Regions from separate parts of the Homo sapiens genome. Here region 1 is linked to region 2. The links are chromatin loops, found by intact Hi-C in ENCODE. Cell type or tissue: Caco-2. All regions are shown on one strand. Each heading gives the region's core, and the rest is flanking DNA. Links, peaks and the distances in the headings are about the cores only.

The links. Hi-C counts contacts between places; a loop is a spot of excess contacts. Peaks named below come from ENCODE experiments on the same cell type or tissue, not always from the same donor. Only the 100,000 strongest peaks of a DNase experiment are listed, where the experiment ranks them.
Region 1: a loop joins it to region 2, with 4 times the contacts of the local background. A loop is called at or near these places in 1 of 110 quality-filtered maps.

The regions. Positions count from the first base shown.
Region 1 is chr10:46,162,453-46,166,959 of GRCh38, reverse strand. No RefSeq gene overlaps it. Among named protein-coding and RNA genes, the nearest start is that of MSMB, 120 kb to the right of the region's middle. In Caco-2, for the core only: no CTCF peak of the experiment used is centred there; no DNase peak of the experiment used is centred there.
Region 2 is chr10:46,105,250-46,109,547 of GRCh38, reverse strand. It overlaps the pseudogene AGAP7P. Among named protein-coding and RNA genes, the nearest start is that of MSMB, 61 kb to the right of the region's middle. In Caco-2, for the core only: no CTCF peak of the experiment used is centred there; a DNase peak (open chromatin) is centred at 2,717; H3K4me3 peaks cover 1,450 bases; H3K27me3 peaks cover 377 bases.

The DNA.
Region 1 (4,507 bases), core at 252-4,251, 57 kb before region 2:
AACACTTTTCTTTAAAATCAGGAACAAGACAAGGATGTCTGCTTTAATCACTAGTGAACATTGCAACTTCTAGCAGAGCAATCAGCAAGAAAGACAAATAAGAGGTATCCAAACTGGAAAGGAATAAATTATTTCTCCTTTCAGATTACATAATTCTATATATAAAAAAAATCTGAAGAAAATCCATCAGAAAGCTACTAGAGCTAATAAAAAATTCAGCAAAAGTGCATATTACAAGGTCAACACACAAGATTCATTCATGTCTCTATATGCTAGAAATAAATAATCCAAAAACAAAATTAGGAAACAAATTCCATTTATGATAGTATCTAAAAGAACAAAACACCTAAGAATAAATTTAATGAAAAATGTGAACACTTGTACACTGAAAAGAGCAAAGCATCACTGAAAGAAATTAAAGAAGTTCTAAACAAATTGAAAGCAACCCTGTGTTGATGGATTTGAAGACAAATTAATAGTGCTAAAATAGCAGAACTACCAAAGCTGTCTAAAGATTCAATACAATATTTAGTAAAATTCCAACAGTCATTTTACTGAAACAGTACTGAATTGGTACTGAAATACCAATTCTCAAATTCCTAGAATTGTACATGGAAATCCTAAAAAACAAAGACAAAGTTGGAGGACTCAAACTCTACCATTTCAAAACTTATCAAAAACCTACAGTAATTAAAACAGCATGGAATTGGCATAGGATAGGTATATAGATACATGGAATAGAATTGAATCCAGACATAAACCATATATTTATGGAAATATTTATATTTCCATAATATAAATATGAAATATTTATTTTCAACAAGCCTGCCAAGTCTATTCAATGGGCAAAGAAAAATCTTCAACAAATGATGTTAGGACAACTGAATTTCCAAAGGCAAATTAAGGTTAGGCTTCATCCCATATACAAAAATTAACTCACACCATGTGTAAAAAATTTACTCATACTATATACAAAAATTTATTCAAAATGAATCGATGACTCAAATATGAGAGCCAAAACCATGATACTCTTAGGGATAAATATGAACTGGGGTTTGGCAATGGATTTTTAAATATGACACCAAAAATACCACAGCAACAAAAAACTAGATAAGTTGAACTTTATCAAAGTTGAAAACATCGGTTCATCAAAGGACATTATTATGAAGAAAGTGAGAGATAGCTTACAGAATGGAAAAAATATTTGCAAATCATATATCTCATAAAGATTTAATATCCAAAATATATAAAGAATCTTTAAAACTCAATAACAGAAGACAAAGAACCTATTTTTTTAATTTCCATAGTTTTTTGGGGAACAGGTGGTGTTTGGTTACATGAGTAAGTTCTTTAGTGGTGATTTATGAGATTCTGGTGTACCCATCCTTGATCATTAGTGATGTTGAGCATTTTTTCATATGTTTGTCAGCCATTTGTGTATCTTCTTTTGAGAATTGTCTATTCATGTCCTTAGTCCACTTTTTGATGGGATTGTTTGTTTTTTCTTGTTGATTTGTTTGAGTTCATTGTAGATTCTGGATATTAGTCCTTTCTCAGATGTACAGAGTGTGAATATTTTTTCCCGTTCTTCGGGTTGTCTATTTACTCTGCTGACTGTTCCTTTTGCAGTGCAAAAGCTCTGGTATAAAAATAGGAGCATAAACCAATGGAACAGAATAGAGAACCCAGAAATAAATCCAAATACTTACAGCCAACCGATCTTCAACAAAGTAAACAAAAACAAAGTGAGGAAAGGACACCTGTTTCAACAAGCAATTGTCCTGCCTCAGCCCCCCGAGCAGCTGGGACTACAGTCTTATGCCACAACGCCCGGCTAATTTTGTTGTTGTTGTTGTTGTTGTTGTTGTTGTTGTTGTTTTTCAGATTTTTAGTAGAGACAGGGTTTCATTGTGTTGGCCAGGCTGGTCTCGAACTTCTGACCTCAGGTGATCAGCCTGCCTCAGCCTTCCAAAGTACTGGTATTACAGGTATGAGCCAGCACACCTGGCCTTCTTCACAACTATTATGATGACAGTAATAAAAATAAATAAATACATAAATAGAGAGAGAGAATAGGGGGAGGAAAAAGGGTTAGCCAAGATGTGGATAAAGTTAAAGACACTTACATTGGTGGTGGGAATATCAAATTGTGCGCTTACTGTGGAAATCAATTTGGAGGTTAATCAAAAAGCTAAACATAGAATAATTCCACTTCTAGGTATATACCCAAAATAATTCAAGCGTGACTCAAACAGATACTTGTACACCAGTGTTTTTTTTTGCAGCATTTTTTACAATAGTCAAAAGGTAGAAAAACCCTAACAGATGAATCTTTAAGCAATGAATAGATGAACAAAAATGTTGTACATAAATACAAAGGATTATTATTCAGCCATAAAAAAGAATGATGTTTTGATACACACTACAGCATAATGAACCTTAAAAACATTTTCTAAGTGAAATAAGCCAGACTCAAAAGGACAAATATTGTATGATCCCAAACATATGAAATATCTAGAATGGGAAAAGTCATAGAGATAGAAAATATGTTAGTGATTACTAGGATGTGAGGGGAGAGTTAAAAGGTGTTACTGTTTTATGAGTATAGTTTTTGTTTGGAGTGATGAGCTAATTTTAGAAATAGATAGTTCTGATGTTTATACATTTTGCATGTAATTACTACCATAGAATTATACACTTAAAAATTTTTAAATGATGTATGTATATCATATTGAAATTTTAAAAAGCAAACAAATAGGAGGTGCCTAAGCTTGACTCATGTTCATTAATTTGCTGACCCCTTTGTTATGGCAGTGGTTAATATATTTTAGAATTTAAAATTCACTTAAAAGATGTGTTAAAAGACAGATTGCTGTTTCCTTAGTTTCTGATTCATTCATGCTGGAATGGTACCCAGGAATTTGCATTTCTAATACATTTGTGTATGATGTGGATGCTGTTGGTCTGTTGATCACACTCAAAAAACTTCTAGACTACATTATGCCTAAAACAGTTCCTCTGTCTCATCAGTGCAGTTGTTTAATTGATTTGTTTTTTTTTTCTCCAAGTAAAGAGATTAAGTTATTCTAATCTAATAACATGCTAATATAGTTTGGCTCAGTCAGGCAAAATCAATCATACATATGAAATCATTAACAGCTGAAAAGAAATAGAGAGAGACAAAGTTGGGAAGAGATTAAAAGTGAGAGCTGATGTAGGATTGCCTGGATGCAACTAACATCCCAGTTCCATCACCTTTCTCCTCTGTAACACTGGAACAGGTAATGAACTTCCCTGAGATTTAGATTCCCTTGCCTGTAAAGGAGAATAAATAACAAAAATTCCTCATAGAGTATTTTGAGGATTACATGGGATACTGCTTATAAAGTTGCTAGCAAAATGTCTGGTACATAACAAGTCCTAATAAACAGTTACAGATGAAAAAAAGATGGACAGGGAATAACATTCATGACAAATCAATCTGAAAAATGTTGATGTAAAAAATTCTAGAACTCAGGATATCTTCACAAAGTCGGTGTATTAAAATAAATATGGCATAAACCCTCCAATGTGAGCCTTATAAAAAGAGGAGATTTGCTTATTATGAAAAAGAGAAAGAGTGGAGGGTCTATGAGGTAATTATTAATATTAGTTTTATTAAATATTAGCACATTTCCTTAAGTGTGTACAGCAACCTCAAGCTGGTGTTATTAACTGAACTTGGGAGAACATTTGAGCTCATGAACTATTCACATTGTTCTAAATCTAAGTAAAAAAGTGATAAAAGAGAGAGTGAAGAAGCTAGTTAAAATGTGTTTTCCATATATATAAATATACATAATATATAAATAAATATATATTATATATAAATAAATATAAATAAATTTAATATTTATAAATTTAACATTTATAAATATATTATATATTATATATAAATAAATATTTATAAATTTAAAGTTATAAATATATTATATATATTATATATAAATATTTATAAATTTAAAATTATATATAAAAAGATATAAATATATATGTAAATATATAATGTATAATATATCTAAATATAAATATATTTAATAATATATAATATATCTAAATATAAATATATTTAATAATATATAATATATATAAATATAAATATATTTAATATATAATATATCTAAATATAAATATATTTAATATATAATATATCTAAATATAAATATATTTAATATATAATATATCTAAATATAAATATATTTAATATATAATATATCTAAATATAAATATATTTAATATATAATATATATAAAAATAAATATATTTAATAATATATAATATATAAAAATGTAAATATATTTAATAATATATAAATAGATTATATATATATAAATGTAGCTAACAGTTCCAACAATGTTCAAATAAGGCAAAGGCCCAGCTGCAACCAATCCAGTTGTTTCTGTACCTCACTTTCCTTTTGCTGTCCATAAATCTTCTTCCACCACGTGGCTGCGCTACAGTCTCTCTA
Region 2 (4,298 bases), core at 268-4,267:
CCGAGGCTATGCTGCACTTGCAGAGATGGTCTTCCCGCTCCTCGCCTGCCTACCTCACAGCGAGGCCCCGGGCACCAGCCCTGGCCCCGGCCCCGGCTAGGGCTGCGGGCCAAGGCCCGCACCCTGCTGCCTCCCCTGAGTTGACTTGTCTGGGAGGGTGAAGACCAGCCGGCTTATTTAATAGGTTGTGAACCCAACAAGCGCTGAGAGACACAACAACTGCCTGAAGAGAGAACAGACGGAGCTCCTCCTCCTTCTGTAGTCACCTACAGACTGAAGCCCACTGGCCCCAGGTGGGAGCCCAGGCATGTGGCACACAATGCTCCACCCCACACTTCACAATGCCCTCCCCGACACCTCACAGTGCCCCACCCTGCCTGCCACCCCTCCCCAACAGCTCAGAATGCCCCTGCCTTGGCTGCCCCACCCTGTGGCTTATGATGCTGCTGCTCTCCTGGCCCCTCGTGCAGTGCCAGTGGGACTAAGGTTTTCATTCATCACCAGCTTCCTGAGATTTTAGTCCTAAGAAAAGCAAAGGGTAGTTCATTCCTCGAAGCCAGCTTCCTCTATGAGTTCTATACAAAGCCTCAGTAGAGTGGGTCCCATTAGCAACCAAGTTGAACAACTTTTATTTGCTGACTGAATATAGATACACCTGAATTGTTGACTGCTTTTGTAACTAAACACTCCTCTCCTGTCTTCCAACGAGTGGTCATTTTTGTCCGCAACTTGACCACAGCAATCCCTGGGGCCCTAGCTCTACTCTCAATAAAGAGTTATGGCTGTGTGTTTTGAATGACACCTTAGGACCCATCCTGCCTCCACCTCCTTCTCCATAAAATAGAAACCTAACTTGCCCCTCCAAGCTCTGAAATGCTGAAACTTACCAACTCCCTTTTCTCCCCGCTATTTCTTCCTTCCGTGGCAGGGACTTTCAGGTTTTCTTTCTTTTACTAACAAGGCACTAAGCATGATTTTCTCATACAAAATCGAGAGCCATAAAGTGGCTTACCACAGTCCTATTTCAATAAAGATGAATACTCGACATCTGGCAAGTAGTGTGTGCCTGACAGTGTCCCCACTGTGCTATGCTCATTTAACCCTCAGAAACAATCTCATGTTACAGATTTTGCAGAAGTTGTTGAGACGGAGAAGGTAAGTAACCTCCCCAAGGTCACATGACTGCTAAGGGTGGGGCCATAGTTTGATCCCAGGTAGTCTGAATTCCCCAATTGCTTAAGCATGATTATCAGAAAGTATAGCAATATGGCGTTGTTTGCCAACGGGCAATGAGTACTGCTGTTGCTCCCTGTTCTATGTCCTGGCCATCTTCAGCCATGTCCATGGCCGACTCTAAATCCGCATAGCAGGGCCCCTTGAAGCACTGCTGGATCTGCCCTCTGCTTTCACTGGCCCTGCTTCTGCACAGTCTCAGGCATCTGAGTGGGTGATGGGATTGCATCCATCCCTATGAGGGTCCAGCTCGCTCTGTAGCCCAAGCTGGAGTGCAATGGCGCGATCTCCGCTCACTGCAAGCTCCGCCTCCTGGGTTCACGCCATTCTCCTCCTTCAGCTTCCTGAGTAGCTGGGACTACAGGCGCCCGCCACCATGCCCAGCTAATTTTTTTGTGTGTTTTTAGTAGAGACGGGGTTTCACAGTGTTAGCGAGGATGGTATCTATCTCCTGACCTCGTGATCCGCCCGCCTCGGCCTCCCAAAGCCGAGGATTACAAGCGTGAGCCACCGCGCCTGGCCTAGAATTATTGTTATAAAATGTCTCATGTCACTCTCAGGAGTAATTAGGCAACTTCATTTCCGTACATCAGTGGCATGGGCAACTACATATTTTAGAAATTTACTGTTATTTTCTTATTTCCAGGCTTCCTCAAATGTTTCAGGTTCAAAGCCCTGGCCTCCCACTGTCTTCCCACAACCCAGCTCTGTATCCTGCCCCCTCCCTCCCCTGCACCTGGCATTGCACAGAAGGTGTGAGTGTCCCTTAAATGCTTCTGCGAGGCTTAGCTTACTCCTGCAATGTCTGTGCCTATTAGTAAAAGGCAAAAGGTCAAGGAAAGAATGCAATCAAGCTGTGATTCTAAAACCAGATGTTTTCTTTCAGGTAACTCTGAAAAGTCAGAGATTCATAATTTGATCATCTATGTATTTTCCCCCAGAAAAGGCACTGAACAGGTTACATGTCCAGATCTTTGGATATAATCTATTGGAGAAAGGATCTGGGTCTGATGCATGGTTCTTACCCTAGCAGCCAGCCCAAGAAGATAATGGAGCAATATGTCATGAACGGAGGGATGGGTGGATGAAGAGAACCGCGGCCCAACATGTCTCTCTAGGAGAAAAATAAATCAAAGGGAGAATTCTTGCTTGCAAAAAATGAGCGGAGGATAGGGAGAGAGAAAAAGACAGTGAGAGAGGGAAAAGAGACAAGACAGAGAAATAGCCAATAAAGCAGACACACACAAAAAAGGGAGAGATGAGAGGAGAAAGAAACGGGACGGGACAAGGAGACAAGAGGCAGAAAGGCAGGGGACAGGAACAGGAATGGGACTCAGAGAGGACCTGGGAGAATGCGGGAGGAAGCTGGCGACAGAGGGAAGGGAAGGACCCAACAGCCAAAGTCAGGACTCAAGAGCGCTACTGTGGGGAAAGGCAGTGGAAATGAGATGGGCCCCGCTGCCCGCGCCCGCTTGCTCTCGGTCTTGGTCTTGGCCGACCTGAGGGCGCTTCTCTCCCAGGCTGTCAGGCGGCGCGCAGGGAGGAGGTGCAGACGCGGCCGCCACCGCCAAGCGCCCAGCGCGCGGCTCTGAACTTGGCGCCAGAGCCCTGAGGACACCAGGCCCCGCCTTCCTGGCCGCACACGCCTTCCGGGCAGGGCTTGTGGGTGGGCGGCCCCGGCGCGGGAGGGTGCCGGGGCCGGAGAACCCGCAACCCGGTAGAAAGCCTGTGATCAGCTGGGCAGCCCAGTCCTCCCCGGGCTCAGCTCGGCAGACAGCCCTCTGATGGCTCGGACTGGGCCGGGCGCCGGCGCCTGCGGGAGGGCGAGGGCGTCCTTTGAAGGCGGCTCCAGCTCTCGCCGCCGCCCTCTGGCTCTAGGCTCCCCTACCTCTCGCTCCTGGGCCCTGGGGGCCGCGGCGATGCGCCCCGTGCCTGTGGCTCCCTCTTCGCGGACGACCCCCGTGGCCTCCCAGCCCTCCCTCCCCGCGCGACCTGGCGGCCCCGCTAGCGGCACCTCCCCAGCGCCCAAGTAGCCCAGATCCTCCAGGAGCGCCCCGCCGCCTCCGCTCTCCTGGCCCCCGCTCCCCTGGCCCCAGCTGTGACCGCGCAGCACTTTGCCAGGAAGGGGGGCTCCGCGACCCTTACAACACAGAGGTGTCTGGGGGCTTAACTGCCCCTGGAGGGTGGGAGGGGGCCAGGGCAGAAGGGCCGTGGTCTGGACGGAATGACTGTGGGGTGGGTGGAGACTGCGCTGGGACTCGGAGGACCTGGGGTTTCCCCTGCAGTGGGGGAGTGAGGGTAGATGGGATAGAGTCTCAGGTAATCGCAGTTCTTGGTGCTGTTGCAGGCAAGTGTGCATGGGTCACATTGCTTGAGCGTAGGGTGCAAAGCAGCTTCGTTTGGAGAAGGGAGAATTCTTCAAGTACTGAAAGGAAAACCACCCTGAGTCCCTGCTCCCTCATTGATTAATTCCGTCACTCAGTGGGTGTTCTGACGTGGTAGGGGTGAGTGGGTGCGCGGAGATACCGTGAGGAAGCGCTGAGTTTCTCTCCAAGGCTTTGGAGGGTCTGTTGCAAAGATGAGATCCTCAAGGACAAACATAAGTCTGAGGAGGGGAAGCTGGGTTCAGAACATACATCAAACCTTAGAGATGGTCCTGTTACAGGAAAGAGGTCCCCATCTAAACCCCAAGAGAGGGTTCTTGGATCTCACGCAAGAAATAATTCAGGGCGAGTCTGCAGTGCAAAGCAAAAGCAAGTTTATTAAGAAAGTCAAGTGGTCAGAGTGCAGCTACTCCATAGACAGAGTGGGACGTTCCCGAAAGTAAGAGGAGTAAAGCCCCCATCCTAGGTACAACGCTTGTGTAGATGGGGAGATGTGCTCTGCAAAAGAGTTTGTGATAAAGGATTCATTTTCTTAATTACTGTATTTTGCAAGCATCAATATTATCTTTAAAGCAAAATTAGGAATGCCTTTGTTCTCCAGATATCTTGATATCTGGACACTCCCAAGTCTGGGTCTGTTTAGTAAACATTATTAATTTGTTCCCTTAACTGTGAACATCT